Linked DNA regions of Mus musculus: regions 2, 3 and 4 are each linked to region 1. A link is a loop called in an ENCODE intact Hi-C map of the cell type or tissue named here. Cell type or tissue: left cerebral cortex. All regions are shown on one strand. Links, peaks and the distances in the headings refer to the core of each region. The heading gives the core; the rest is flanking DNA. Region 1 overlaps Mb21d2 (Mab-21 domain containing 2). Region 2 holds the start of Plaat1 (phospholipase A and acyltransferase 1). Region 3 holds the start of Mb21d2 (Mab-21 domain containing 2). Region 4 overlaps Atp13a4 (ATPase type 13A4).

Region 1 (7,558 bases), core at 1,601-6,600:
CCGTCAGTGCTCTTAACCTCTGAGCCATCTCACCAGCCCCAAGTCTGAGTTTCTTAAAGCTGGAGTCCAACATGAGACTTTGGTATTCACTATGTCAGATGGCCTGTAACATGCTTGAGCCATAGGAAGTACACAGAAGCTCCCCCACAACCCGCTTTCCCCCTTTTGTCTCCTCTCACAGGCCTTCTTCGGGAGCCTGGGGTGGGGCTCCCGCACTCTTCAAAGGAACTGCCCTATCCAGGACAACCCAAGCCACTCTGAGACCCTTCAACTTAGGTTAGTCTGTCCATCTCTAGATCCTAGTCTCTGGAAGCTACAGCTTCTAGTGGAGAGGTTTGGTCTCCACCACCAACTACTCCACAGGACACACAGGCAAGGGAATTTCCTCGAGGAGCCCTACAATCACTCAGTGAAAAAAGATGGCCTGCCTTCTGTCCCTGGCTGTGTAGAGTGTAGTCAGGGGCAATTTCCTAGAAAGGTGCAATTTGCTAGAAAGATGGGGTCAGGGTCATCATCCCAAATGGCTAGAACTTAGGACCAGAAAACTTAGTCATACTAAGAAATAAATATCAGTCCAACAGAGGCCTTTAAACCTATATTCAACCTTTAAAAACTGGTTGAAGGTTCAGGAGGCAGACACAGTTGAATCTCTGTAAGTTCAAGGCCAACCTGGTCAAAGCAGTGAGTTCCCAGCCCAGGCACAATTGCATACTATGGTCCTGTCTTTAGTACACAGACATACACATACAGACACACAGACACAGATAGACACACACACACACACACACACACACACACACACAGATAGAGACATATACAGGCACGCATGCACAATATCATACCCTAATGGTTGTAGGAAAAAAAGATTAAGAAGTTGATGTTGGAATTTGGTGACAAGGATAAAAGTCAGTAAAGCCACAGCGTGCAGTGGAGACTCAGTTCCTTGAGTGTCACTTGCAGTCTGGCTAGGGAGACCTTAGCCCTCTCTGGGGTGCTGTGTTCTGCTACGCTTGAGTGCATTTTGCTTACTGTTACTACTTAGTTTACAAAATATTAGCATTTCGAGAAAGCTATATATGAAAGAACAGTATTTGAAGTGTGTTACTGTAACTCTCCGGCTCACCAGCCCTATACACGCCAGCTCATGTATCAAGACAGGCTGTTCGTGGAACACAGTGACCCCCAACACTTAAGAACACAAGGGAACACGAAGCAGAAGTCTCCGTCCTGCTGAAATTCATGGTTTTGTATAAGTCACAGTGTGAGTCTCGTAAACTACCACCCTAAGCAGAATACTGTGCAGAGAGGAAAGGGGCGTGCCCGCGTGCAGCCGTGAACCGCTAGGAGGCAAACACTTTTAAGGCGGGTAGAGTTAGCATCCTTCCTGTAGGTAAGGACATGGGCCAAACACAAACTACAAACGAGAGTGCAGGGGTGGGGGCGCACTGGGAGGTTGGATATCCAAACCAGTGTTCGATTGGTGGAGGATTTTGGGGAATCCTTTCTGGGACAGAAGCTCACGGAGAACATAAGGGGCCATCTAAGACCAGCATTGAAGGGAGATTGGCCTAAACGTGGGCAGTCTTGGCTCCAAGGATGGGGCACTGCCAGAGAACTTGGTGCAGGCTGCCGAGGTGACTGCACGTGTCCTCAGGAAGCCCCTTTGATGGGAGGAGAGGCCAATTAGGAGGCCATGCTGTTATCCGTGGTGTGACGTGATGCCTGAGCTGGTTGTGACAGGGACACACAACAATGGGCTCTGTAGGGAAGACCCCGCACCAGGCAGTTAAGAGACAGGATGTCAAACATTTGACAACTGAATTGATGGCGCCCGACTCTGGGGTACCTGCCTAATGATGACAGATGTGGCGTGTTCAGCAGTAACCATCACTGCTGTGAAGCCAGCTGGATTTAAGTACTCAAGGAGCTTGTGAAGGAGTCAGGAGCTGGGCTCGCCTGATGCCCGTGACTGGTCCATGCTGTCGTATGGGAGAGAAGGCTAGTGGTCCTCAGGCCTCTGTTGGGCGCTCTCTTGAAGCAGGATGGAAGCGCCTTGTTCTTGGCCCCAGGTAAGAAGATGTACCGTTCCCTGCTCCAGTGCTGGTCTAAGGACCAGGGCATGATTTTAGATAGGAAATCAGGTGCAGCAGTTTTGCTAAGTAGAGTTAGCGGGCAGAACACAGCTAAGAACTCTCAGATCTTTATCAGTCTATTGAGGTCATGGGCCTCTTTTCTTCCCTCCATCTGTCCCCTCATTCCTTCCCTCCCACCCTCCTCTTTCCACTCCTCCTCCTCCTCCTTCTCCTCCTCCTCCTCCTCCTGCTCCTGCTCCTTCTCCTCCTCCTCCTCCTCCTGCTCCTCCTCCTCCTCCTCCTCTTCTTCTTCTTCTTCTTCCTCCCCCTCATCCTCCCCCTCCTCCCCCTCCCCCCCTCCTCCTCCTTCTGAGATAGGGCTGACTTCCTAAATAAGAGGATGTCCTTGAATCCCTCATGCCCCCTCCTACCCCCAGTGCTGAGAAGGAAGGACTATTTGAGCCGTTGCCCTGATTGTTTCTTCTTGCAGGGAGTCATCTCATTATTTTTGAGTCTTAATTTATCCCCTTCCTTCTTCGACCCTCATGCGACCTCATCTCTAGTTATTGTTCATCTGTACAGAAAGAGTCGAGGAGGGAACGGCTGGCCAAGCGTGCCCTTGTCATGGTGAATGGCTGAGAGGTTAGGATTACGGCCTAAGGGCTTTGTTCTTCTTCTGCTCTCTGTCAGCCACAGAGTTGATGCTAAACTCCGTGGTTGCGCTCGCTCTTCCCTGGTGCTTCCGAGTGTGTGTGGTCCTTGACTGGCAGCCTCGGCCACCTGGGAAATTACTGGAAATGCAAATTATCCAGGCCTGCCAAAGCAGATAGTTTAGGGGCAGGCCCAGCAAGTCAGATCTTAACAAGTTCGACAGCACCACCACTTGGCACAAGCCAGACGGGCTCATGCAACCCCCTAAGGGAAGGGAAGGGATTGAATAGAAAATAAATTAATATATTAAAAAAAATAAAACAAAACACCACATGTTCCACTAATGCTAAAAGTCGGTGTTGTTCATTGACCCGGCACGTTGTGAACAGATTTATGTTGTATAAAGCAAACTGTGTTTTTCCAGCACTTTCCAAGTTCCAGAAATGGCCCTTGGAGCTTTATATAGCTCTCATTAAGTCTCACGGGAGCCATGTACTATCTCCCCACCCCCTTTTTAAAGAAATGACGAAACTGAAGTTTCAGAAACCCCACAGGGCATAGGGAGAAGGCTCATTCCATAACGCGCCTTGCATGCACTGGCCCAAGTCCAGATCCCTTGCACCCACGTAGGAAGGGAGGTGTGACCGCACGTCTGTAACTCCAGCCTGAGACCTGGAGACAGTGTGTCCTGGGAGCCCACCAGTCAGCTGATCAGTTAAGTCCAAGGGCTACCGGAGACCCCGTCTCAATATACTGAAGAGGACGCCTGGTAGGCCAGACTCTGGCCTGTGCTGGCGCCTGCACGTACGAAGCATCCAGATAACTTTTCCAAATGTTGCAGAGCCCATAAATTGTGAGGCTCGTGTGTATCCTGAATTTATAACGTTCGGATCACACTATCTCCGTTATCTGTTTGGGCATTTTCCCTGTGTCTCTTTTCATCCGGATACCACGGAATTTTATCAGTGAATCAGTGACGTGTGACATCCTGTTAAGTAGGGTTACTGCAAACTGTGTGCAGGTATCAGGGATTAGACAGTGTGAAGCACAGTATCCTGACCCATCTTCAAAGCATATCAGTAAAAGCAGGTATGAATTATACAAAAATTATGTCAAACCTCCAGGCTTTTTAAAGCCACTCTTGCGGTGGAGACTGTACAACTGTAAGGAAAAGTTAGGGAAGTGCGCCCTCCAGTGGAGAGTAAGGAAAATACGCTCTCACACCAAGAACTGTAGTGGGGTTTGTCTCCCTAGCTGGTTTTCTTCAAGACTGAAAATTTCAAGACTTGAGTTTTTCATCTCAAAGTTCGAAGCTGTTACTTTTATCACAAAATGTGGGTCTGTGTCATCTTGTCACTATCTTGGGTGTTGGATTTCTGCATCACAATCAGACCACACTGGGGGTTCTGTCCATCTGTAATCATTTACCTGCCTAACTGTAGAATCTGATCTGAATAGGCTCTTGAAAGGTGTGCAGTGTGAATGTTCCTGCCGGTGTTTAATCCCTTGGGTCAAAATTCAGCTCCGCGGCTGCCGATACCTTTGGAATTGTATACCTGTGTGGCTCTAGACAGTTCAGACTGTGGCATCTTTGGTTTCAAGGCTATCACCGCAGGCCATTCCTGTGCTGCCAGTCCACACACTTGATACTTCTTGGCCCACCCACAGGGTGGAATGTTTAGTCAGTTCTCTCCCTGAGGACTCTCAGCGCAAGCGCACTGTCCACGTATAAGATGGATTTGCCCCCTCTCTGGTGAATGAAGGAGATACAAGTGTGAACAAATAACCATCGGAGAAATCTTAGCAAAAACCATGTTTTGTTTTGTTTTGTTTTGTTTTTTTGTCTTTAAAATGAATACCTGGGAAGTTAGGGATAAGAATGTGTTTCCAGTTGGGACGAATAAGTTCTGTTTTTCCTCATGTGTCCAAGAGTCTCGCCAAAGTTGTGCCTTTGGTAAGTCTCAAAGTAGCTACTCTTCAGACTTTAGCATTTCCTGGTAGTAAACCCAGGCTGGATGCAGTTAAATGTGGATTTAAAATTGGGGGAGAAATTTCAGTGTTGACAGTTTGAAATACACATCTCCTTGAAGGTTGGTTCAGTCCTTTGAGGTGAGACATAGAGACCCAAAAGAATCAAAATCAATCAATCTCTCTCTCTCTCTCTTTCACACACACACAAACACACATGCTCGCATGCATGCATGCACGCGTACACACACACACTCAGCTTAAAAGCTCCATGTAGAGTAAAAGAGCTCTAGGTTGAAAATCAGAGACCCTGGGTTTCCGTTCCCAGCACTTCTGGCTTTGGGCTCTGGCTTTCTAATCTGTGCCACAGCAGTTGTATTAATAACACTGGGAGCCGGATTTGGCTCCACTAATCTGACTCATTCATTCTTTGTAGTCGAACACGCTCATAGCTTAAACTTCATTCCCCAGAGTCCAGGATCTGCAGCTTGCTGCTGATTCAGATGACAGGAGTGTCAAAGGGGCTGCAGGTATGGGCTCCTCTCTCAGGAGCCACCAAGTTGATTGTTGGTGTCTAGCTGGAACAGTGACCACAGCTCTTCATCCTCTGGGAAGCACCGGGGCAGAGGAGCTAGCCTCAAATATTGCTTTCCCATGTAAGCAGCAAGAGGGTGACCTTCAAGGTGGCCTCTGCTGTCATGGGGCAGATGCTGATTTGAGACATTGCAGTGTTTTCTTCAGGCTACTACCCACCTGCACCTCGAACCTGCACAGGTGCACCTCCATAGAGGTTGTGTTCTTGTAGTTTAGTTTTCTTTGATGTCAGCATCTTCAAGTGCAGTAATAAAGTATGTTTTGTTCGTGATATTAAGAGTTAATTTCAGGTAGCTGATTATGTCTTGAAGATACTTCTGTCCTTTATTATCAGTAAGAATGCTGGTAGCTTTTCCAGTGACTGCTTTCCTTGGGAGCTTTGTCTGACCACCCTCTCTCCTGCCTTAGCTTAAAGATGTGTGTTTGCTTGTACTAGAGAACTTTTCTCCTCTGGTGTTGCTCTGGCAGAGTGACGAATTAGGAGCCATCTAGATGATCCGAGGTGGATGGTAGACGGGTTGAGGGCGAGGTTTTAATGTGTCTCACAGAGGTCTCTTCCTCTACTAAGCATCCAAATGCCTACAGCTGCTAGGATTTGATGACTTCGGAGCCTTGCTTTACAGAGTTAGGAATGATGGAGCACGGATGCCCTCTGTTGGCAGTTACTGGGATTTTGACCTTAGCTCGCACGGTAACCATCCCATCAGGGTTGCAAATGATGCTTTGGACAGTCCCAGAGTGGTAGTTTTATCACAGAACAAGACGTGGTACCGCCCTCCCCCCACCCCCGCCTTTAGACTGTTTCATAATTGCTCCATTATCAGGCTTTTTCGTCTGTCTTTGCTTGGGCATATGGGCTAGACACAATTTCTTAGGAAGTCTCAAAATGACAGTATGACACTATCAGATTGACACTGCCGTGCTAAGCATCTTACCCACCCGTCTCATCCTCTGTGAAGAGAGCGTGTCCCAGGATATGTGGTCTATTTGTTTACTCACTTTATATCTGTCCAACTTCCATTGTTGGGTGATACACAAGTTATTGGACACAAGGGGACCAACAGGTAATTGCATAATTAGTAACTAGTGGACAGAAAGATGGAATGTGCATTTGGGATTCGTTCTATACATTTCAGAGGGATAGGGATGGTCTGATCCAAAGTAGAAGCTACCTCCTTACACACACACACACACACACACACACACACACACACACACACTCACACTCACACTGCAAGCCTTACCTTCTCCTGTTCAGTTCATATTTAGGAATGGCCTGTACTGAAGGCAGACACGAGATGCACACCTAAGTAGGACACGGACTCATCATGGCTCTGAAAAGAGATTCAGGAAAGGCAAAAGTATCTGTGGACTGGCCAGCAGAATTAGGTAAGCAACAAGGCAGTGACTGATCAGACAAGATGCAGATTGTAAACACCCTTGCTGATGTGAGAGCCCAGTGACCTTTGGGGCAGTTGTGCATAGATCTTGTTTTATAAGGCATACAGCGGGGACACATTATACATAGAACCGGATATCACAAGTAGGCCATTATAGTGCTGACCTGTATGACTCTTGCCATGGTCAATTGGGCCTCCGAGCTGGGTAAGTTCATCGCTAAGAACGTGGCAGGGAGCAGCTGAGCCCTTCAGTCAGAGGAGGGAGCAAAGTGGGCAGAGGTCAGTGTAAGCTGAGGAGGGCTGACTCTCTGGGCAGCTACGGGAACCCATCCTGGCTTCACAGCTGCGGCCTTTGCCTAGATTCTGCTTTCTCTCCCATGTGGGTAAGGACTATGCTCGGGGCTCCCTTCTGAACTTTGTGGTTGTGGATGGAGCAGTGGGTGGCTCTTGGAGGTAGGAAGCTGTCCTGCTGCCGGAATTGCCTGTCCTAGCTCTAGATGAACTGCGGAGCAGACTGGGGACGCAGTAGGCCATCAAGAGCGCCCCTCTCCCAAGCTCACACACACTCAGTACTGTGTCCTATCTTCACACATCAGGAAGAAGTAAAATCAAGTCTATAATAAAAGACAATAGCTTTTTGTTGTTGTTTAGATCTAGAACACTGTATATGGTATTGCATGGGGCCATTATCCATTATATGTCTTGAAGTGTCTGTGGGTGATATTACATGGCATTTGGTTACACTTTAACATATTGTAGCATACAAATGAGATAGTGAGTGATAATTGGCAAGTATGATTCTCACAACATTTTCCACCGTTGCATAGTTTCAGAGATGCCCACAGTAAACTGACATTAAGACAAGTTCTTTAG
Region 2 (7,558 bases), core at 1,471-6,470, 370 kb before region 1:
GGACCCACTCGCTGGCAGGAACAGTCATTGAAGCAGTAAAGAGAAAAACTGGAATTCTTACTGCTGTCTGGCTGCCGCACGGTCCATTCTGAATTTAATGTCACTAGGACTGGGCAAAATTACCCCCATAGGAGTGCAGTGGGTCCCACTACAAGAGTCCTGGCCACCATAAATGGTACAGTAGGCCCCAGTCCTAGCCACCACAAGTAGAGGTCCTTGCCAGTAACAGAATAGTTGGATGGAAACATGGAACGGATAGGAGTAACCCTACACTGAGGACCCCATGCCCTCTGCTGTAAAACACCACACCCATCTGAACTGCCAGAGTATCTCCACTCTCACAGCACATGGAGAGTACGGGTCTGAGACTCTGCCAAACATATGAACAATAGCCATGGAAGTTATAGGAAAACTATACTGCAGAACTCACCTGGAATCAAAGTCACTATCACAGGACAAACGTCCCACTCCAAGACACATCTTCAGAAGAAAGAGACTTACTAAGGGCACCCCTTAAAAGTGGTAGAGACACTGACCCAGCAAATGCACAAATCTCAAAGTAGAAGCACAAGCAATAGGAAGAAGGGGTAATAGGATATTTCCCTAAAAGAACATAATAATTCTTTAGCAACAGGTTTCTAAGAAGTTAAAATGGATTAAAAAATATCTTAAAAAATGGTTATTAAAAAATCTCAATGAGATCCTTACGAATACAGATTAACAGCTAAATGAAGTTAGGCAGACACTGCAGGATAGAAATGAGAATTCAGCAGAGAGTCTCAGGCTGAAATCTTGGACATGAGGAGGTCACTGAATCCATTAGATTATCACCCCTGAAAACCTCAACAACTGGCTAGACTTGGTGGAAGAAACAGTATGTGAATTTGAAGACTCTCTCTCTCTCTCTCTCTCTCTCTCTCTCTGTGTGTGTGTGTGTGTGTGTGTGTGTGTGTGTGTGTGTGTGTCTGTGTCTGTGTGTGTGTGTGTGTGTGTGTGTGTCTGTGTGTGTGTGGGGGGGGGGGCAGAATAACAGAAAAGATTAATATTAAAGGCACAGGGAAATCCATTCAATGAGATAACTGCCGAGAATGTCCCTCAGATCTTGAGGAACATCCATCTCCAAACACTTATCTGAAACTCAATGCAAAGCGGGCCAAGGACCTGAATATCACACTAGAAGTCATAGAAGAAAACACAGGAGGTATTTCAAGGCATAGATGGAGATAATGATTTTCTGGATGGGATTCCCCAAAGCATAGGAAACAACAAAAATAACCAAGTGCAATTACACAGAACTAAAACCTTCCAAACAGTAAAGTAAACACTGAACAGCATGAAAAGACAGCCCACAGGATGGAGAAAATATTTGCAAACTATGTTTGGCAAGGAGGGGCTGCCATCCAGGATATATAAAGAATTTTAAAAACTTCGTCTCCAACAAAACAAATAAATGAAGTAAGCCAGACATAGAAAGGCAAGGGCTGCATATTCTTCCTCATGCAGAAACTTAAAAAGTAAGTTTGAAAGTTGAATAATGTTCTGTACTGATTGGGAATGCCACTGGAGGGAGGGTTGAATTGAATTTCACCAATGTATACCCTTCTCATATGTAGAAATATCACACTTTTGATGTGTCCAACTCATACTTGTCTACAAAACCTGAAACAGGGAATTATGCTGAGTGAAAAACAACAACAACAACAACAACAACAACAACAACCAAACAAACAAAAGCAATGTCAAAAGGTTACGTTCTCTGTGACTCTACCTCATGGTCTTCTTGAAATGACAAAAGAATGAACATAGTGGGTAAATGGTGTTTTCGGGGGTTAAGACAGTGACAGGAGGTAAGGTGGTGTGGCCACGGGATGGACACATCAAGGATTGGAGTGGTGACTTTGTAAGCCGATTGTAGAGACCAGTTGAGTTCATGCCAGGTCTAAAGTCACACAGGCAGTGAGTGACACATCTGAGATTCAATTTCAAGTCTATCTTCCTACGCCAATTTCATGCTCCATTATGCCACTGAATGTAATTAATAACTAATCAAAGGAGATGCGGCTAAAAGTCATGGCATCTTTCCCTCTTCTCAGATCCGGTAGAGGGAGAAGATTCAAAAGCACAGGAATATATACTTCATATAAACGCTCACATAAGGAACAAATGAAGCCTTGCTTAGGGGTCTGTATTTCTCTTCTACCCAGGAGGCTTTTCCAGGTGATGCTAGACCTATCTATGTGCTTTCCAGGACCACACATTAGGCAAAGAGCTACGAAGAGTTACCCAACAGCTCACATGCTCATCATATAGTGCTCAAGGAAGGCCAGCATGAATTCAATATTGTACAAGGATTTCATTTTCCAATTACAAAAACGGACTGCTCTGTTTATTGCACTACCTCAGATGCATCTGGGGAGGCATCAAAAGAAATAAGTGTACTGCACAGAGATGGTTATAGGGACATTTCATGAGTGCTATTCACGTCTACGAGACCGCCGGTCTTGTAGGATACCCAGGAGAGTGTTTCCCTGGCTCCCTCCAAAAATACTCGTGGAAGTGTGAAACATATTCACTACTGATCACTGGCTCCCCAGCCTCCAAGAGCCTCTCCATCCAATTTAGATAGGCTCCCATTTCCATCCACAGCCATGCTCCGCTGAGAGGAGAGGCTCCTGTGATGCTGTGTGTCTAGAGTGTCTTGCACTCAGATCCCGGAGCATGATGGATCCTATCCCAGAATTTACCCTGCACCTAAGAGCTTTCACTCTGGGACAAACTCATCATAAACCATCGCATCAAAACCATGCTTTGTTTCTTCCTAGGCTCCCTGGTACTGACTCCATCTTAATCTTGCCAAGATCTTGGCTCACTCTCTCACTCCACTATCTCTCTGTCTGCCATAATGACACCTCCTGAGTTCCCTGAAGCTCTATTTTCCTGAACCTGCGTCAGTAACTGGTGTCTGGGGACCTTCTCTGCTTTCCCAGATAGAGGGCTGTTTCTTGTTTATCTCTAGGCATCCCATTCCTAGTAGAGAGAGAGACACAAATACCTGCCTAGTAAATGTTAAATGAATACAGGAGCCAAGAACTCGAGACCTGTTCACGGCTTTCAGAACACAAGTCATAATCATAGTACTAAAAGCCAAGATAATATCACTGTCCCCCGTTCCAGGATCTAAGACAAACGTGGTCACTCTGGTAGTCACTTCAGTGAGCTGAGAAGTCTGCTCTGCCCAGCAGATTGAGTTTCCAGTATCTGTTCGGCCACTCAACAGTTTCCAAGCCTTGGAAAGCAGGGTCTCTTGTTCTCCTGCTCCCATTTATAAAAAAAGAGGAGGCTGGGTTTTAGTCAGCAGCTGTTTCACCTTTGAACTTTGCGACGGGCAGAAACAAGGTTGCCTAGCGCCTAGAGCGCATCCATTCCCTCCCCCAACGCACCTCCCTGCTCAAGCTGGGTTGTCTTAGTGCCCTGGAGGCAGTGACGGGCTTCCCGGGTTCTCCACGGGCTCGCTGCGGTGCCGCTAGCAGACCCTGGGTGACTCCATCCGCATCGCCCTGAGGCCAAGGCCACAGCCAAGGCCACCACAGCCTCCCTCCGCTGCGTCAACGCCAGCGTCCGCGCGCCGCGCCACCTCTGATCCCTCCGCGGGTTCCTGGCGCGCGCCTGCCAGACTGCATCCTGGGGTCCCTGGCGCCTACCCCTGGTCTTTGGAGCTCGGCCCAGACCCGCGCCCTCCCCGCCACCCAAATCCTCCAAGCACGCCTCAGGCATGGGATCCCCGGATTCTCCTTGCACACAACAGGCTCCATCGCCACCCCCACCCCCAGAACCTCTGTGCCCACGACAGACTTGGACCCCCAAAATCCTAGGCACCCTCCAGAGGTCGAGGCTCCCCCATTTCCTCTGCTAGTCCCCAGCCTGCTTGGGGAGTCCCTACCTTGGAGACTGGTCACCTGACACTGAAGCCCTCAAGCTGGCTGTAACAGACACACAAATCGCCTGCTCACAGCTCAGTTCCAGCCCAGTGCCTGCTTGGTTTCTTTCTCCCAGCAACCGGGACCTTCCTGAGACAAACTTTTGTGGTAACAGACTCTGCCATGCTAGGTGCTACAGTTTTAAGGATGGCTTGTCTTGTGCAGAGTCCAGAAATGTTTAGGGATAGTCCTCATAGATAAACAATACACCATGTCCACGCTGGACACCGATTCCTTATGGGACAAATTTTTTTCCCTCTGCTCTGCACTCCAAAGAAACTTCTCCCTCTTTGACTCAACGAAGAGTGGAAGATGTATTGCTTTAGAAAAGCCCATGACTCATACAGTCCTACATGAGTGCCCACAAAATAGCCCTTCTTAGAACCCAGAACCCAGGGGGTCAAAGAAGATACACTGACTAGCTACTTGGACAAAAATCAACGTAAGTATGAGGAGAGGGGAGGAGGAGGAGGAGATAGGGCAAATGGGGATCCTCCATTCCCTAGACCTCAGGGTGCTTCCTTCCCAAGCAGGGGAAATGGGGGAAATTACCTAGCTTGGGATGGGATGGAGCTGGCCTTCATTAAGAACCAGAGGCAGCGTTCCCTCCCTTGCCCTGCCCTGAAAAGCCCTGGATCTGGACAGAATAGGTTCCGTTCTCTGCTTCACTCCTGACTCATGACACAGCGATCCTGCCTTTTCAGGCCAGACAGACTTCAGAACCACAGCCGCCGAGGTTAAAAATAGAGCTGGAAATGGTGAGGATCCTCTTTCTCCTGGCTTAACAGAGTGCCCAGGAACTCCAGCCAGCTAAGCTGGGAAGGATGGGCAGACTGCTCCGTGAGCTTTTCTGGGAGCGACCCAGGACTTTGCTAAAACTAGTCATGTCTAGATTTGTCCACTGGCAGACATGGGATTGCAACCAAAAGACACCATACAAAAGCTTTGTAGCTGCTAGGCTTGAAGTGTTGGTCACATGAGGGAAATCTCTGCTAGGCAGCTGCTTTCATAAGGGTTGTGGATGTGGATTGGTTGCTGGGATCTGCAGCGCATGGTCGCACTTGACACCTTCTAGACAGAGCACAATCAGGAGTCATCGGAAACATCTGGATCCTTCAAATGGCATTGTGGGAAAAGGAACACTTGAGAGGTGGTGGGTGTGTTCTTCAGGAGTTAGTATTTTTTCCAAATCTTCCATTAAATGCATATTTAGGTATAAACTGAATGCCGTTGAGAACCTTTCCCTGGGGAAACACATAAGCATGGAGTTGCTTGCATCCCTCAGCCATCCCAATTGAGCCATCACAGAAGGGGGTGGCATGTGATTTTATACAGAAGAGTTAGTGTGCGCGTTTATAAAGCCATCCTGCTTATGAGCTAAATTTATTACGTTTGCCAGGTTAATCTGTTTTCTCTAATCGGACACTTAATCATCCCGTCTCCTTCCAGCATTACGGATTCATGAATGTCAACTGAGGAGAGTTGCTCAGTCAGGGCCAGATGATAAATTATCGCTTCATTTTGGGGGTATTTGTGACTAAATGCCTCATAATAGAATTAAGGTGAGATAAATCTCATAATTTTAGTTCTAGATCCGTGCCAGGTGTGGGGGAAAAATGCATCTGGCCGAAAGCAAGAGCAGTCCCATCGCTGAATGGAATTCCAGATGAGAAAAGCTTTGTGTACAGGACAGAGAGTTTTTTTCTTCACCCCTATGTGGTGGGAGGCGGGAGAGGGTTGGCCACTCCCTGGTACTATCTGGGTGAGCTGCACAGAATTACCATTGCCATAAAGCAAGGGTGAGCTGCAGAGACTGAACGGCAGTGTCTGTCTGCATCTAGAGTTGTCAACCTGGAATCTCGAAAGCTGTAGCTATGCTCAGGACAGATTGAGCCAGATGTTATAGGTCCACCTAAATAACCAGCTACTGGGTTTTCTGGTTTGGTTTGGTTTTTGATTTGCTATCAGAGTCAGAGTCTAGTTGGTTTGGAAAGGTTGAAACATTGAAATAACCCTAAGGGATACTATTTCATCACACCTTTTATTAAATAAATGCTACGTCCATATCTAAGCAACAACTCTGGGAGAGAATAAGATTCATTCTTTGTCTTTTTGACATATGACAACAAAACCAATCGACAAGTGTGGCATTCTATGGAGACCTCCAACCAACCATATACAATGCCACACACAGGTACTGTGTGTGTGTACTTCTTATTCTTAGCAAAAATATTCTCATTGTTTTGTGTCGCTTGGTCCTCCTAACACACCTCTAGCTCCTTGGGTTCTGGCTGTTGCTGAGAGACATGAATCTCTGAGCTTAGACTCTCCTGGGGTATAATCCAGGTCAGATTTCTTAGTTGTGAGTCTTCCTATATCCAGAGTCCCTCTTCCATTGTAGAGCAAAATCAAAATCTCATACTGACTTACTTATAATGGTTCTGGGATTTAAGCCAAGCCTCACCCAGAACAAAACACATGTATCACCACTGAGCTACAAAAGGATTCTACAGCCTTGCTTTTGTATTAAAGCTAATAATGATAGTAATGGTAATAACAACAATAAAGAGGTTAACAATGCTCTCTTGGATGTTTTTAAATAGTTAGAAGAGAAGACTTTAAATGTTTTTCCCACAAAGAAATAAATGAATGGTATCACCACAGATATTTAATATTAATCAGAGGTTTCTACCCTACCTTGAATCAGTTAGTCCCCAGATAAAAGATACAAAACCTTTTTTGTTTTTTGTTTGTTTGTTTGTTTGTTTGTTTTGGTTTTTTGAGACAGGGTTTCTCTGTGTAGCCCTAGCTTTCCTGGAACTCACTCTGTAGACCAGGCTGACCACGAACTCAGAAATCTGCCTGCCTCTGCCTTTCAAGTGCTGGTATTAAAGGTGTGCTCTGCCGCCGCTCGGCCAAAACCTTTCTATTTATGATAAGCCTTTGAAGCACTAGAGCTGTGCATAATCTACCCTCTATGCTATTATGTCTTCTTCCATGACAGTAACCCTGAGATATGACTTTGCCTTGTTCTACCTGGGCCACTCTTATGCCCACTAGCTAGCCCTTGTGATCAATTCTCAGGATTCCTTACCCTACAGTGTCCTTTCCTCTCTCTGCCTTCTCCCTCTTCTTGTGTGGTGCTACCTCAGACCCCAAGCCAGAGAGCTGAAACTCTGCCTGATTCTCTTCTGCCCAGCTCTAGGCTGTAGATATCTTTATTCAACCAATGGTTTTAAATTAAGGAGCAAAGTTACATAGCATCACTTGGTGTACATGAGGGTTCCCTCATCCCTGAGGCAGCCAGATCTTGGGGGCCAGTAGTTAACATTATAATACACATAGCAACAGACCAAACCTCAACATAATGATTGATTATTATACAATACAACCAATGATTATTATACAATACAACCCATTTGATCATTATACAATGTACGAATGTATTATAACCTTATTGTGCACTCCACAAATATGTTTAGTATCTGTCCATTTAAAAAAACTGATACCAAAAAAAGCTAGAATCTGGGGTAAACTAAAATATCTCAATAATTAAGTTAAAATGAATAAACACCGTGTAC
Region 3 (7,558 bases), core at 1,351-6,350, 89 kb before region 1:
TGCAAGGAATTAATTTCACTCAAAGAACAGTCTACTTATAACAACTCTTAAACGGTGGTGAAATACTGGGGGCTGACATTGCCCGGAGTGGTTGCTGTCACCTAAACAATGACCTCTGAGACTTTAAGGGATGATGTCTGTCCATTGCCATACACTAATTTAGACCCCAACATGGCTTAGCATAGAGGTACATACCTGTAATTTCTGCACTCAGGAGGCAGAGGTAAGAGGGTTCTAAGTTCCAGGCCAGCCTTTCCTACACAGAGTTCTATGGCAACCTCACTACATAGTGAGTTCAAGGTTAGCCAGAGCAGCATAGTGAGACCATTCCTTTAAAAAACAAAAACAATAAAAAATATGACATAAAGTGGAAAAGGAACTGCTAAATCCAGTTGCCTGCATATGTGATGGAGACATAGAGTTTCCAAGGACATAGAGGACAAAGCATGATCCAAGAGTCTGTTGAGGAAATGCATTCCTTATCTATTTTCCTCTAACTTTTTGCAATTCAGAGATGGTTATGCCATCTTGTCTCAGATCTATAAAGTATTTCCCATTCAGTAACATTCTCAATATAAATAGGTTCAGTGGAGGTCTATTATTCCTGGAATTCTAATCTGACTGACCAGCAAGAAGTGTCCACAATGATGATCTCATTCATTCTAAACCACCAAGTTCAGACCTAGTTCACATTTGAGAGTGATTTCTGCTAGAAACCCGATGACTTTCTATGATGCAACTATCTTAAGAAAAGGCAGCAAAAAGGAAGGAGCAACGTCTTACTGCCGGTTTTGGAAATTAAGAGAGGAAAGTGTTTTGACTATTTTATATAGACTCTGTCTGTGTCCCGAGTTTGCATGTATGTAGGGCTGGGGATCAGGCACAGAATATGATGCATGCCAGTTAACTCACAATGTGGGACTTGCAATAACAATGAGAAGGCAAGCTGGAGTCATAGGTGTCACATGCAAGCTTCTGTTAAGAGTGCAACAGGGTTGCTACTCAGCTGTGGGGGCAAAGGTTGTGCCTGGCCTGGAGTAGCTATCAGAGCAAGAAAGGATGAGGTTGGCCTTGGTTGGGCTTACAGAACAGAAAGAAGAGGCAGGGAAATTCCAGGGGAGGATCTTTACAAATCTGTGTTTTGTAAAGATCCTGTGGGAGGGGCTGGAGAGATGGCTTAGCAATTAAGAGCACCTGTTCTTGTAGTAGAGGCCCTGTGTTCAGCTCGCAGCATCCATAGGGCAGCTCACATTTGTCTGGAACGTTAGTTTCAGGAGAACTGATGCCCTGTTGTGACCTCTGCAGGCACCAGGCAACAATGCAGTGTATGTAAATGCAGGGACACACACACACACACACACACACACACTCACCCCAGGACCCTAAAGTTTGTATCAACAGTGGAAGCTGATACAGCTAATGGCTACTTAACATGCTACTTAACGTGTCATTCTTTATAATAAATGGTGTCCGTCCAGTCTTATCTCACCTAATTCTTAAAGCAGCCTATGAAGATGTAATGGTTATCCTATTCACATGGGTAAGTATGGCAGGGCCTGGATGTCCAGGTCTTACAAGGTAATGTGAGTTTTCAGTGATGAGAACTCAGGTAAGAAAATTAAAGGGGCCGATAGGACCACAGGCTGGGATAGAGGACAGTTCACCATTGTTCCTAGGGGTCCATAGGCCTCCTTAAGTGTGTGAATCACATGAACATTAAAACCACATCTGCCATTTGGTCTTGATAAACTAGACTTGGACTACAGCAGTCTTGTCTTGAAAACCCTAGTTCCAGTGGGGACATGGGTGAGGGTGAGGGCTAAGTCCCAGGACTCATCCCAGTCATTCCGGTCTGGCTAATAGCGAGTGCTCAAATTCTATTTGCCAAAAGGGAGACTCCCTCTCCCACTCCCATCTTCCTTGTACCCTGGGGCAATTCATTGTTTTCCTTCCCCCACATTCCGCATTTGGATTCCTATCTGTCTGAGAGCAGGTTGGCTCTCATTAAGGCACTATATGTTAAGTTGAATGAGCTGTTACCCAGGCAAACTAATTACCAAGGGCAAAGGTAAGGAGGATACTTGAGTGGTTAATTGGAAGTATCTATACGCGGCATGACTGGCACCCCTTCTTGATTCGCTGATTTTATCATTCTAGGCGACAAAGGACAGAAGGTACATTTTATATTTTTCCACCAAGCAAAGGTACTAAAGTTCTCGGGATGGACATTGGAAAGGCGCCCACAGACACGTTTTCGCCCGGGACACCGCCCTAAGATCAGAGTAGGAAGACTCCTTTCTCCTTGGATGCGCTTGGCAAGCCCTGCCCCTAAAGAGGGGCGGGGGTGGAGGTGGAGAAAGAAAGCGTCCACACCACGCGCGTCAGCCCGAGTACGGACTGGCAAGTGATCCGGGCGCGCGAACCTCTGCCATTTATTTATTTATTTTCTTCCCACCGGGTGCGCTGTCCCTTTAAATGGGAATGCTGCTGCTGCTGGCTCCGTAACACCGGAGCCGGCAGCTTGTTGATTTCAGCGCTGGTGAATTTCACATTGTTTCCACTTCACTTTCCTTGCCCCCGGGGAGGCTCGAGTCCACTCCCGGACGCCGCCACCGATCCCGGCAGGACTCGAGGAGGGCAGGGGCCCGCAGCGGCGCAGCGGGCGGGGGCGGGAGGACCGGGGGCCGGGGCCACACGCGCACCTCGCCGCAGTCGGGCTCCTCCCGCGAAGGAGCGCGGCCGCCCCGAGCGCAGCGCGGCGCGGGGCCCGTCCAGAAGCCAGCCCGCCCACGGGCCGGGCTGCCCAGCCGCGCCGGGAGGCCGGGGCGGGGTGGGGGGCGGGGGTGGGTGCCGCGGCCGCCGCGGAGCCGCCGCTCGGCGCGTTTTGCATGAAGATGGCGGCTCCCACCGCCAGCAAGGCAGCCTCCCTGGGCTGCAACAACAAGCCTGCCTTCCCGGAGCTGGATTTCAGGTCTGGAGCTCGGGTGGAGGAACTGAACAAACTCATCCAGGAATTCACCAGGCACGACCAGCGGGAATACGACGACCAGAGAGCGCTGGAGATCCACACTGCCAAGGATTTCATCTTTTCCATGCTGGGTAAGGAGAACGGGGAGGATGTGTGAGTATGCGTGTGTGCGCGGGTGTGATGGAGCGGGTGGAAGCTATGGTCCCCGCTCTGGCGTTTGCCCGGGGTGTCACCCCTGGTTCCGTGAGGTCCCCTTTCCTCTCCACCGCCAGCTCAGCTGCCCCCTCCGCTCCTGCCTGCTGCGCTCGGCGCGGGGTGCCCCTCTCCTTCCCGATCGCCCGCTCTTTTGTTGGTTCCTCGGCCGCGGGGCTGGCGGGCAGGTGAGGCGGCGGCGGGAGACGCCTCCCGGCTTGGGGAGTCCCCAAGCGGCTCCGGCCGGCTGACACCGGCTCTCCTGCAACCCCGGGCGGCCGTGGTGGAGGCCGACCCGTGCTGGAGCGACAAGTTGCTTCTGTCGTGGTTGCGGCGCGGCGCTGTCACGCCGAGCCCCGGGTGGCCAAACTTGTTGGGTGTTCCAGAGTAACCCGCGGAAGTAGTCCGGGCGCCCGGAGTTGCCTCCAACTTTGATTTGCAAATCGACTTCCCTTTGAAGGGGTCGGAAGCATTTCCGGTGCTTCTCCGGGTTGTTGCTGAGCTGGAATTCCTAATTCCTTGCTTGAACACGACCAAGCTCAGAGCTCTGGCCGCGGAGGAGCGCTGTCCCCCTCGTCTTTGTGTATTGTCCTACTGATGGCTAAGAGGTGCTCAAGTTTCCCACTCTGGGCAGCCCTGGGTTAGAAAAATTTCTCCCACCGTATCCCCCAGCTCTTCACCGACGGGTCTGGAAAGATGAAGAAAAATAATGGGTTCCGGGGATCCAACCCTATCCCTGGCGTCCTGCGGTGGGATTATTGCTTCTGAGTTGTAGAATGAGCATCCGCTGCTGGGAGCCTCGAGTGTGTAGCGCTGTCATGCAGCAGTGGTGGCCCCGTGGTTTACATTCAGCAGGGCTGGACTGGAGGAGCCTTGCTCTCCAAAGGTTTCCACAGTCAATTTTTCAGATAGTGGTAATTGTGATTGACAAAGGCCTTTTAACTACAGGACAGAGTCTTTGCATTCTCTTGGGATCTAACGAGATTGCACTGTTGTTTCTTCCTACCTTATTCCCTCCAGATACCTTTTCTTGCCTCTCTTAGCTCAAGTCGAAGTGATACCGATTGAATGTGGTCCACTGGTCCTCTGAAGAATTAAGCAAGTTGGATGGGCCGTGTTAAACGCGGGAGTATGTTTTCTTTCTCCTGCTCACTCCACACGTATATTCTAGGTATTCTAGGTGGGGAATGTGGTTGAAAGATCCATATTTGGATGTTTGACTGTTTAATTGAATTATTATTTTAATTCACGATGTGGTGGGAGTCAGCTTTCAGAAAGGAGTGTAAAAGCCCTTACAAAGCCCTCCATATCTTAGAACCAAACCAGTGATTGTCAGAAAGACGGGTGTTGGGGGTGGGGTTAGGCGCGCACACAGAAAGCTCAAGGCAGTTATTTAAGTTGCTTAACCATGGTCTTTCTCTTTGGCATAGCTAACCACTGCCTGCCATTATGGTATATTAGCCCCCCACCCCCACCCCCTTGTCTGTGTGTAGAGATAGTGGTGAGGAGAGTCATGGGAGGTGATGGGGAGAGTAAGTTTAAATGCCTGGCTCAATGGGGACTTGTGCACGGTCCCTTCATCCGATACAGTGAATTAGTCAGGTCTTAAGTCACATACAAAAGGTAAATTATTCCAGGGCACTTAATTTATGCGTGTGTTTAGTGTCACCAGTGGCACTGCCGACAGGTAAACAAGATTTGCTTCCCTCCCTTCTCAGTCCTTTGACCTTGGAAGGGTTGCTTTCCCTCCCCTGGGACTTTGGCATTTCCACCTGCCGGAGAGAGACTTCAAGAGTAGCATCTAAGCCCTTTGCCCCTCTGGGTACTACCGGGCAGATGGCGAAATGAGCTTGCCTGTGTGTGGTACTGCATTCATTTTCGAATCCCTTGGTTTCCTTTAATGAGGTGCTGGCTTTTCTAGGCCAGCGAAGGTTTAGCGACAGCCAGGGTCTCCATGTGGATTTACTTCTCTCTAAAGCAGATTCTCGCTTGGCTTGAGAAACAAAATCTCTTTTTTTTTTTTTTTTTGTACACTTTCACTTGCTGTGGTCTGGAGTCTTTCATGAATATGCAGATAGGGTGTCTTGATGACCCCACCCCCAAGCTTGTTAAGGTGGTGTCACTTGGGTGGCATCAGGCCCTCGGTTTAGGGAGCTGTTGGGGGTAGTCCTCTTGGCTTTGTTCTGTCTCTTGTCTGAACTGCACCTGAGGATTTTAAGCAGTTAAAAAAAACAAACAAAAAAAAAAAAAACCGTTATCCTCTCAGTCAGGATGAGATGGCAAAGGCGTTTGTCCAATCCTCTTTAATGGAAATGTGCATAATGCTTCTTCCAGGCACAGGCAGTTGGGGGCCAGGGTTGATGGTCAGAGGACCCTATCTGTGCTACAAGGTTGTTAGCTTGGAACGAGGCCCTTGTAGCTTCCCATCTTTTCATTTTATCTAGTCTTCTTTTTTGGGGGGGGGAGGCTCTGCAATGAGTGAAGGAAGCAGCCAGTGCACTCAGTAGCCCCCCCCCCCCCAGCAGTAGGATACCCACTAACCTGTGTAAGCAGGACCTGCACAGGCTAAGGCTGAGCCCATTGAGGGTCATGGAAGACTCTGGGTTCTGTTTGTGCTGTGATTCCAGTGCCTTTGGAGGCCAAGCATCACTTCAGTTTCTCTACACCTTGTTCTTTCAGGAGAACGATGGCTGTTATTATCTAGTTAATATCTGAGAGACCTCGGAGTGTGTCGAGAGGCTGGAAGTCCATAATGAACGCCGTTTATCAAAATTCATAGAAATCATCAGAGTTCATTCATGTTTTAATAATATTTGATATTTGCATACTCTCTCTGCTGGATCTTTTGTTACCTTCCTTCCCTAGTGAAGTCGGATGGAAGAGTCCGTGGTCTTTCTGTGGAGCACACGTGGAAGAGAGAGTGTGCAGGAGGTGAAAAAGGCAGGAAGAGATGTGTAGTCACCAACAGACCAGGGTTTGGTGCCGTGGCCTGGTCACGAGAGCAGCTGTCAGTTGCTGACCACTTTCTCAGGGCAGGAGCTCCATGGGGTCTTTCTGAGCAGGGGCTTCATTCCCACCCCATAGGCGAAGATGCTGAGAGGTAGTGGGATAAAGAGACCAAAACGAGTGGGTAATAAATCATAGTGACTCAGACACGCTCCTCTCCTACTTGAGTGCATTCATCGTAAAAAGCACGGGATTCGGGCAAGAGAGAGCTTTGTTTTGAGAAAGCACTTGTTTCAGGGTTTTTGCTTCTGTTTCGAGCTGAGAGTCTTCACGTAACGCAGGCAGCCTCTGCAGTGATTGCTGAAGCAAGCACTCGGAGCTCAAGTGTTTTATTCCATGGCAAGATCACCTATTTGAATTCTTGATTGGGAAAAAAAAAATCACAGTGACTGTCACACACACTAGTTCCAGCCCCACTCTGCCCCTTGCTGGCTGTGTGGTATTAGTTTTTAAAGAACATCTTTTATACATAGACAAGAATAATGCATCCTTTCAGCATGATATCTGGAATCTAACTGGAGAGGAAGAAAAATTTTATTATTTATTGAAGAAAGGTACTGTATTAGAGAACACAGTGAATTTCATCTGAAACGACTAGCACAGCTTCACTCCGGAAAGAAGTATGTAGTTCAGTTTGCAGTAGCCTGGAGGATATGGGCTGTGGCTGAAGGGAGCCTGGCTAATTCCAACATTCAGTTTGTGTATGTTAAGCTTATAGTGTGTGCTTGCTATGATGTTAGCTCCATTGCCTAAATCTGCCATCTCCTGTAATCTGACAATCTTAAGGATGTGTCCCATCCAACTATATAAAGCAGATGCCGTCCTGGAGATGGACCACTGAGAGGTGCCAAGAGGACAGGTTCTTCTCAGGATCACTTAGAGCTGAGTTTTGATCAGCGAGCCGCCTGTTGGCTGCTCCGTTAGACTCGGGTGTTTTCAGTGCAAGCGCCTGCATCCCTTTTGCTTCCCTCACTCTTTGCTCAGACACTGGAAGGACCTACATCCTGGGGAATATTGCTCTTACTGGCCTGCTATGCCTGCACAAGCGGGGGTGATTTCTCTTTGCCCTTTGGTTGCTGTCTGTTCCTTTCGGTACAGTTTTCTTTTTCCTCCCACCCAGCACGTCCTGTTAGCCTCTGCAGGAATCTGAGAGTAAAACAGGGAGCAGAAACTTTGAGAACTTCACATGGGTCTATTTTGACCCCATTCCTCTCTCAACCCCTGCATTGGATATTTACTCTAAGAACAGGTTTCCTGGCTGTCCCCAACCAACCCAATAAGCACCATGTGTCCCCTTCAGAGTTCTTCTGAGTTGAGTGCTCCTCACCCTTCAAAGTGCTTCTGAGTGCTCTGGGACCTACCGCATTTCCAGGCGATCTTTACACCTCCTGA
Region 4 (7,558 bases), core at 1,064-6,063, 620 kb before region 1:
TTCCACCCCTCCCCATCCAGTCCAGCCTTCAGCCTATGAAATGCTGCCACCTACATTCACGATGGGTGTCTTAGTTACTTTTGTATTTCTGTGATACAATACCATGACTGAGGCCACTTAGAGAAGAAAGAAGGGTTTATCTGGGCTTACAGTTCCAAAGGGTTAAGACTCTACCACCAGCATGGTGGGAAGTGTGGCAACCAACAGGCAGACATGGTAGCAGGAACAGCTGAAAACTCATCTCTAACTATAAACGGAAAGCAGAGAGGATCAACTCAAAATGGCTCCAAGTTGTTAAGCTCTCAAAACCACTCCCAATGACACACTTCCTCCAGCAAGGCCACACTCCCCAAGCCTCTCAAATGAGGCCACAAACTGGGGACAACACATTCAAATGCTTGAGAATTTGGGGGTTGGGGGGTAATGTCATTCTAACCACCACAATGGGTCTTCTCACTTCAACAGACTCATCTGAGATTCCCATAGGCTGACTTAATAGACAGTCCCTTATTGAAGCCTTCTTTCCAGATGCTTCTCGTTTGTGTTAAGCTGATAAACCTATCCCTCACAGCTGTCCACATACTCAGTCCCATGACCTCTTTGAGACTGAATAAGGAAAGAAAGAAGTTAGGCCATCCAGACAGGGAACCAAGAAGGAAGGAAGGAAGGAAGGAAGGAAGGAAAGAGGGAGGGAAGAAATGAGTAAAAGCAAGCAGTTTTTCAAATATTTAACATGCCTCTCCTGTGTGTGTGTGTGTGTGTGTGTGTGTGTTAGTATCTAGCTGTCGCTGTACATCTCTTCCTTGATGTCTTTCTATGTGAAAATACCAGTCTTTTGTCTGTAAGCATCAGATATGTTTTTCTGACTTTGTTATTATTTTTTCTTGGCTTGTCCATCATTGCCACTCTGAGGACCTTATTACGTGCAGTTTGTCTCCTTCCTTCTTCTTGTCTTCAGAGTTAGAACTACTGGTGAGGACCAGCCTCTCTCTCTACATGCTTCACCAACTTCTCCAGGAATCTCTAACAGGGAGTGGCGGGCCTGGTTTTTTGTCGGAACGTAACCTGACTGTCTGCTCACACTTTCAGCTGGAGCCCAAGACCTGGAATCCCGCCTCCTGGTGCCTGGAGATTTATTAATTCTGACAGGGAGCAGAGTGCAAATGCCGTGTGACGCCATTCTGATTGACGGCAGCTGTGTGGTAGATGAAGGCATGCTGACAGGTAGGGCTGGAGCGCCACGGTTGCAGCCTCTGCCGGGCTGGCTCTGGATGCATGTTATCACAATCCTGGTGGGCTCTTCCTAGACCCAAATGACAATTTTGTCCAGGACAAGAGGCAGGGCTGCTGTGTGACCTTCCTACTTCTGCAAGCCTTGCTTTAGTCCTGCTGTGGTTGAATCTGAGAGTTCAAATCAAAACTCTTCCCTACGTGCTCAAGTCAGCGTATTTAGAACCTCACTGAACCTGTGTCCCATTTTCTTCTTGAAATTATTTAAAAGATTGTGGGGATCACTAGATCTTTCAAAATCATATCTTAACATACTTACATAAAATGCCCCTTATAAACTTAGAAGGTCTGAAAACCATCAATGACATCCTAGGCTGAAAATGTTAAAAAGTTCACGGTGCAATCTTGGACAAATCCGCCAGTTCGAAAATCTACACTGGGTGTTTTGAGCTGACTTTATTTTTAACTAGCACACTGATCTGAGGGGTGGACCTTAGAGGCCTTCCTGGATCACAGTCTTTATGGCTAAGATACAGAGAGGAGAAGTGACTCAGTCAAACTTATGAAGCATATTAATGAGATTTCAGTAAGATGGGACGTCTTTTCTAGAGATGAAATTGAGTAATGTATTGTGTTCCTACTAAAGTCCATAGCAAACCCATTTCTCCCAAGCAGGCTGGCAGCATGAACAGAGACAAGAATATTCATTTCCCTCCTATAGAAGCTTACAGATGAAGTGGGTGGCAGCCATGTCAGATCAGGTTTATTTTCCTGAAAACTCCACAGATTTATAAAAGTCCATCAACTCTGGGAATTTACTAATGCCCAGATCAATATTCATAATGATTGTAGCCTTGGTGCTGATTGACGGTAGCCTATGCCTCTCAGTAAATATAGTGGCACATATTGCAATAACCACTGTCTATGTGCTTTGCAGTTTAGAAACTCTTTCTGAAGACTGAGCCAGCAGTAAAGATGTTTATCGCCCCCCACTGTGTGCACAAAGTGTCTGAGACTATGTAAGCCAAGTGGACAGTTGCAGAATGATAAGCTAATACCCGAGAAAGCTGGGCCAGAAACTCAGCATTTCTGAGCAGAATCCCAAGTTCATTCCATGTAGGAAGCTCTGAGGCTGTCTTCCTCAGAACTGTCCCTGGTTGCTTCCATAGCTTGAGACTCGACTTGAGTTAGTACTCACCTCACTGTATGTAATGTGTGCCTCCCACCACACTGGCACAGCTGCTACACTCACAAGTGCGTGTACACGGAGTTTCACCTTAGTGACTCTTCTGAGTTTTGCCTATTTGACTATCTTTTCCCCAAACTCTCCTTGTCTTGACTTTCTAACACCCTGCTCTCTCCAGGTGCTTCGAGCACTGACCATACCCTCGGAATTCATTCCTCACCTTCTCTTCCTCTGACTCCCTAACTGCTGGCGCCATTCAGGGCTGTTCTTGTCCTTTCCTCTTACCCTTTGCCTGATTCTTAAGTAATGTCTCCTCCTCCTCCTCCTCCTCCTCCTCCTCCTCCTCCTCCTCCTCCTCCTCCTTCTTTTTTTTCCTCCTCTTCCTCCCTCCTCCTCCCCCCTCCTCCCCCTCCCCCTCCCCTCCTCCTCCTCCTCCTCCTCCTCCTCCTCCTCCTCCTCCTCCTCCTCCTCCTCCTCCTCCTCCTCCTTCTTCTTCTTCTCTCTCTCTCTCTCTCTCTCTCTCTCTCTCTCTCTCTCTCTCTCTCTCTCTCTCTCTCTCTCCCCCCACCCTGGCTTTAATTACCGCATACAAGCTGGTGATCTCTGACCAAATGTCCTAATTGAAGGCCTCATACAATCACCAGGTCCTAATAGTTATCCACCGTGCACAGGCCTTTCAATGTGGTTCTTCCACAGTGAGCTCCAGTCCACAGCGACCCGAAGGCAACTTCTGATCTTCTTAGAATCCTTACTTTATTTCATTACTGTGGCCTGCCCTCTGCTCAGGCTCCAAGCCAGGGACCAGGAAGCTGTTTTGGGTTTCTCCTCTACTTTGTGATTGGCTGGTACAAAACTCCCTTGACTTTTGTATCATCTTAACCTTCCTATTCCTTGAACACCCTCTCTACTGCCACTTGATCTGCTTTATTTCCAGTCTCATCACCTTCAGCTATGACTTTTGTTGTCACTTCCCAGCTAGCCATCCACCTACTACCTTCACGAGACTTTAACTCATTTCTTGTATCCTGGGCAGAGAATTTTGTCTTACAAGTAACTGTAATTATTCTAGAAACTGAAGCAGCTAACCATCTCCCTGACACCTGATACCAGGGCCTACAGAAAAAAATTAAACATTTAGCTGCATCACACTTGGGTTCTCTATGATGGAGCATCTGCCTAGGCCTTATGGCTTCGCTCTCCCTACATCCCACACTCTACAACTACACAGCTTGCTCTTTTATAAATGTCTTTCTCCAACCTACTTGAATGTCTATGTTTAACCTAAAATAATATAGTATTTATAATATGACATTTTACATATTTGGTTACATGTTGCTCTCCCCTTCTGAAATACAGAGCTCTCCACAACCAGCACCTTTGCTTGTCTTGTTCCCAATGCCTAGGCTGCTTTGCGGTCATAGTAGGTTCCTGCTGATGTTCTGTGACACATGAGAGTGTAGGAGTGATTTGCACAGGAAAGGCACTCCACCCCACAAAGTAAGATTGATTTTTTTTCCTACAGGAGAAAGCATTCCTGTCACTAAAACTCCACTATCCCAGACAGCTAGTTCTGTGCCCTGGAAGATGCAGTCTGAAGCAGATCCCAGGCGGCATGTTCTCTTCTGTGGTACGGAGGTGATCCAGGCCAAGGCAGCTGGCTCTGGGGCTGTAAGAGCCGTGGTCCTGCAGACAGGTGAGCATCTTCTGGGTAGGTCGTTTGTAATGATGCCTGCCCACTTAGTGTGCCCATTACCTTAAATGTATTGGGCCAGGATCAACCATTGGATAGCACCACAAATACATGTAAGTCTGTGTATTTTAAATGTTGACTTGCTGATTGACGGTGGCCTGTGCATCTCAGTAAATATAGCGGCACATATTGCAATAACCACTGTTTATGTGCTTTGCAGTTTATAAACTCTTTCTGGAGACTGAGCCAGCAGTAAAGATGCTTATTGCCTCCCCCACCCCCATTGTGTACACAAAGAGTCTGAAACTACATAAGCCAAGTGGACAGTTGCAGAATGATAAGCTAATACCTGAGAAAGCTGGGCCAGAAACTCAGCATTTCTGAGCAGAATCCCAAGTTCATTCCATGTAGGAAGGATGAAACTAAAAACGTAGTAGTAAAAGCTATTAGAAAAATGAGTGCATCAGTTTTTACCGGGCCTCTTCATTTTACTCCAGCAAAGGATCCTATATGTGTGTGAGAGCACATTCACCAGCCACGTCTTTAAAAGTAACTTGTGCTCTGCCCGGAGTATGGCTCCCATCTCTGGTATGCACTGAACCTGGAAGTAGAGGGGGAAGAAAGCCAGGGAGAGTACTAGGCTCTGAGGAAGGTGATGCTATTCCTGTCTACCCTGATGCACTGTTCTAGTTATCTAACATTGTGTTTAGGTTTAAGATTCAGGTTTAGACTCTTGAGAGTGGTGGTTCTCAACCTTTCTAATGCTACGGCCACTTAATACAGTTCCTCACGTTGTGGTGACCTCCCAACCATAAAGTTATTTCACTGCTAATTTATAACTGTAATTTTGCTACTGTTAAGAATTGTAATGTCAAGACTTCTGGAGACAGAGGTTTGCCAAAAGAGATTGTGACCCACAGGTTGAGAAACACTGCTCTAGCAAAAACCAAGGCAATGTAGATGTTTAGCTTACCAGCAGTAAGGTTTGTTATCCTGAAAGTGTGGGACATCTGTTTGTTATTTCAGGATTCAACACTGCAAAGGGGGACCTCGTGAGATCCATCCTGTACCCGAAGCCCATGAACTTCAAGCTCTACAGGGATGCCATCAGGTTTCTCCTTTGCCTTGTAGGGACAGCCACCATTGGCATGGTCTATACTCTGTGTGTCTATGTGCTCAGTGGGGTAAGCTGCCTTTGTATTCTTACACACACACATACAGACAGACAGACACACACACGCACACACACTCACACACATGCACATTTTACTGTACATATTTTATTGCTGTATGTTGACCTTATTTCTGTATTTTGGCCTTATTCAAGGATGTGGTTTGCAAACAAACTTCGAACAAGCCAAAACGCCAAAGCCTACTTCCAGGCACCCAGATGCACCTATGAGCAGTTGGTTGCTCGTTTCTGGGATAGCAATGAGATCTTGTGGGACAGTGGGGGAACAGTTTGTTTACTGAAATGCTAGCATGATCCTATTCTTGCACACTTCCCCGTCCTTTAGGCTACTTCCATATTTAGTTTGAAAAGTGAAATGTTTCGTAAGAGTAGCATTTTGTAGCTATCAGACGAAGATCTCCAAATGAAACGAGGTAGCACACACAGAGCTGTTCACTGCTGATTTAATTCTAATGACTGAACACTCTTTCTCTTCCAGGAACCTCCGGAGGAGGTGGTAAGGAAAGCCCTGGATGTTATTACCATTGCAGTGCCTCCCGCTCTCCCTGCTGCCCTGACCACAGGCATCATCTATGCCCAGAGGAGGCTGAAAAAGAAGGGCATATTCTGCATTAGCCCCCAGAGGATCAATGTTTGTGGACAGTTAAACCTTGTCTGCTTCGACAAGGTATGTGTCTTTCATCCTCAGTCCCAGGCCATTCATCACTGTCATGGGAATGGATAGATACTCTTCTCTTTAGTGAGGCAGAAGTAATAGGCAGGTTACAGGCATCTGACCTTATTTTATCTCTCTCGTGTGTGTGTTTGTGATCTGTAAAATGAATTTTCTGACCCTGGGATTTTGAAAAGAGGGAGTAGAAATTGAATCAGTGAATCTTTTAGGGTCCTTTCAGCTGTGAGAGTTTATGAAAGACAATGGATCAAAATATACTCTGTTTCATGCAGTCAAAACCTTCACACAGAAACACACACATACGCACACACATACAAAATACATGCATACACTCATGAACTTTAAGTGGTTTATAATGTTTTCAACTGTATCCCCAACACTTAGACCATTGCCTGGCAACTGAGTCAATGCTTAATAAGTATTAATTGAATTATTGAATTAGGAAAAATAAAAATGCTTATTAAACTATGTGTTAATATAAGACTCTTGCTGACAATACAGCCACAGAGCGTACGCTCAACTCTATGTTCTCAGGTCAGGGCTTGCTTCAGATTAACTACTGGATGTTTGCCACCCCTGCCAATAAGTCTCTCACTTGAGTTCTTTTCTGTGTGTTTGTTTATGTCACATACATTGAGTAGGGGACAGAAGTGAATTAAAAGTCCTGTTAGAGGACTGCATAGAAACAGCAGCAGCATAAGAAGGAGAGCAAAGGCCATGATGGCCCCAGGACAGCACAAGACAGTATGGTTCTAATATACGGCAGGATGCCAACATTAGAAGAGAGTGTGTGTAAACCTTGAATGTCTAATCGACGTGTTTTTATGTTTCTTCAAGCAACAGGGAATAACTGGAGCCTCTGTTGCCCTCAGTTTCTTTTAATTAGTGTTTTTTTTTTTTTTTTGGAGGGGGAGTGAAGTAAATATAAAATAAAATTTGCCATGTCAAATATTTGAAGTGTCCAATGTGCTAACACTTAAGTACTCCCTCACTGTTCTGTGACTGTCACTGTCATCCATTTTAAGAACCATCTTCATCCTCCTCTGTGAAAAACCTGTAGCCAGTAAACAGTGCATGAAAAACTGGGAGCACTGAGGGCATGGAAACTGCACTCTATAAATAAGGAGAGTCAGAAGTGCACCATGACCAGAGCAACATCACTAGGAAAACAGTTTACTTATGATGTCATACTGTGAGTTCGAAAACAGAACCAGGAACAGAAGAGATAATTGCAACATAGGCCGGAACAAAACAATGAGCAGTGGCCTCGAGTCTGTTTCCTCGTCATTGTTAGCACTTACTGTGCGCTCGACATTAAATAAATTGCTTCCTATTACTTTATTTATTATTCCAGACAGCTCTGTGTGATTATGATCATGTTGTAGATAAGGGTTTCAATGTTGAAGGGATTATGGGATTTTTTCCCACTCACACAAGATGGTATTTCAACTTAGCCTGAGTTCCTTTTTTTTTTTTTTTAATACTGCACTGAGAAAATGATCACATATTTTTTTTAGCCGAGAGAGAGAGAGAGAGAGAGAGAGAGAGAGAGAAAGGAAAGAAAGAAAGAAATGAAACTAAAAAAAA

Evidence for each region. Hi-C counts contacts between places; a loop is a spot of excess contacts. Peaks named below come from ENCODE experiments on the same cell type or tissue, not always from the same donor. Only the 100,000 strongest peaks of a DNase experiment are listed, where the experiment ranks them.
Region 2: a loop joins it to region 1, with 2.3 times the contacts of the local background. A loop is called at or near these places in 6 of 42 quality-filtered maps.
Region 3: a loop joins it to region 1, with 8 times the contacts of the local background. A loop is called at or near these places in 15 of 42 quality-filtered maps.
Region 4: a loop joins it to region 1, with 3 times the contacts of the local background. A loop is called at or near these places in 7 of 42 quality-filtered maps.

What each region holds. Positions count from the first base shown.
Region 1 is chr16:28,836,598-28,844,155 of GRCm38, reverse strand. The region is part of intron 1 of Mb21d2 (Mab-21 domain containing 2); the gene reads left to right. Among named protein-coding and RNA genes, the nearest start is that of Mb21d2, 89 kb to the left of the region's middle. In left cerebral cortex, for the core only: CTCF peaks have their summits at 3,019, 3,910 (motif pointing left) and 5,933 (motif pointing left); DNase peaks (open chromatin) are centred at 3,328, 3,888, 5,097, 5,932 and 1 more place.
Region 2 is chr16:29,206,192-29,213,749 of GRCm38, reverse strand. Plaat1 (phospholipase A and acyltransferase 1) reads right to left here and starts at 3,642. Exons shown (of 4, transcript NM_001357092.1): 1 at 3,441-3,642. In left cerebral cortex, for the core only: no CTCF peak of the experiment used is centred there; DNase peaks (open chromatin) are centred at 3,008, 3,404, 3,986 and 4,803; H3K4me3 peaks cover 1,536 bases; H3K27ac peaks cover 1,992 bases.
Region 3 is chr16:28,924,994-28,932,551 of GRCm38, reverse strand. It overlaps Mb21d2 (Mab-21 domain containing 2), which reads left to right and starts at 2,854. Exons shown (of 2, transcript NM_177718.3): 1 at 2,854-3,099. The coding sequence starts at 2,889. In left cerebral cortex, for the core only: CTCF peaks have their summits at 3,746 and 3,970; DNase peaks (open chromatin) are centred at 2,982, 3,644, 3,948, 4,464 and 1 more place; H3K4me3 peaks cover 3,311 bases; H3K27ac peaks cover 2,152 bases.
Region 4 is chr16:29,453,099-29,460,656 of GRCm38, reverse strand. Atp13a4 (ATPase type 13A4) reads left to right here. Exons shown (of 30, transcript NM_001164612.1): 9 at 1,090-1,224; 10 at 3,939-4,109; 11 at 5,133-5,290; 12 at 5,777-5,965. Among named protein-coding and RNA genes, the nearest start is that of Atp13a5, 78 kb to the right of the region's middle. In left cerebral cortex, for the core only: no CTCF peak of the experiment used is centred there; DNase peaks (open chromatin) are centred at 3,626 and 3,831; H3K27ac peaks cover 210 bases.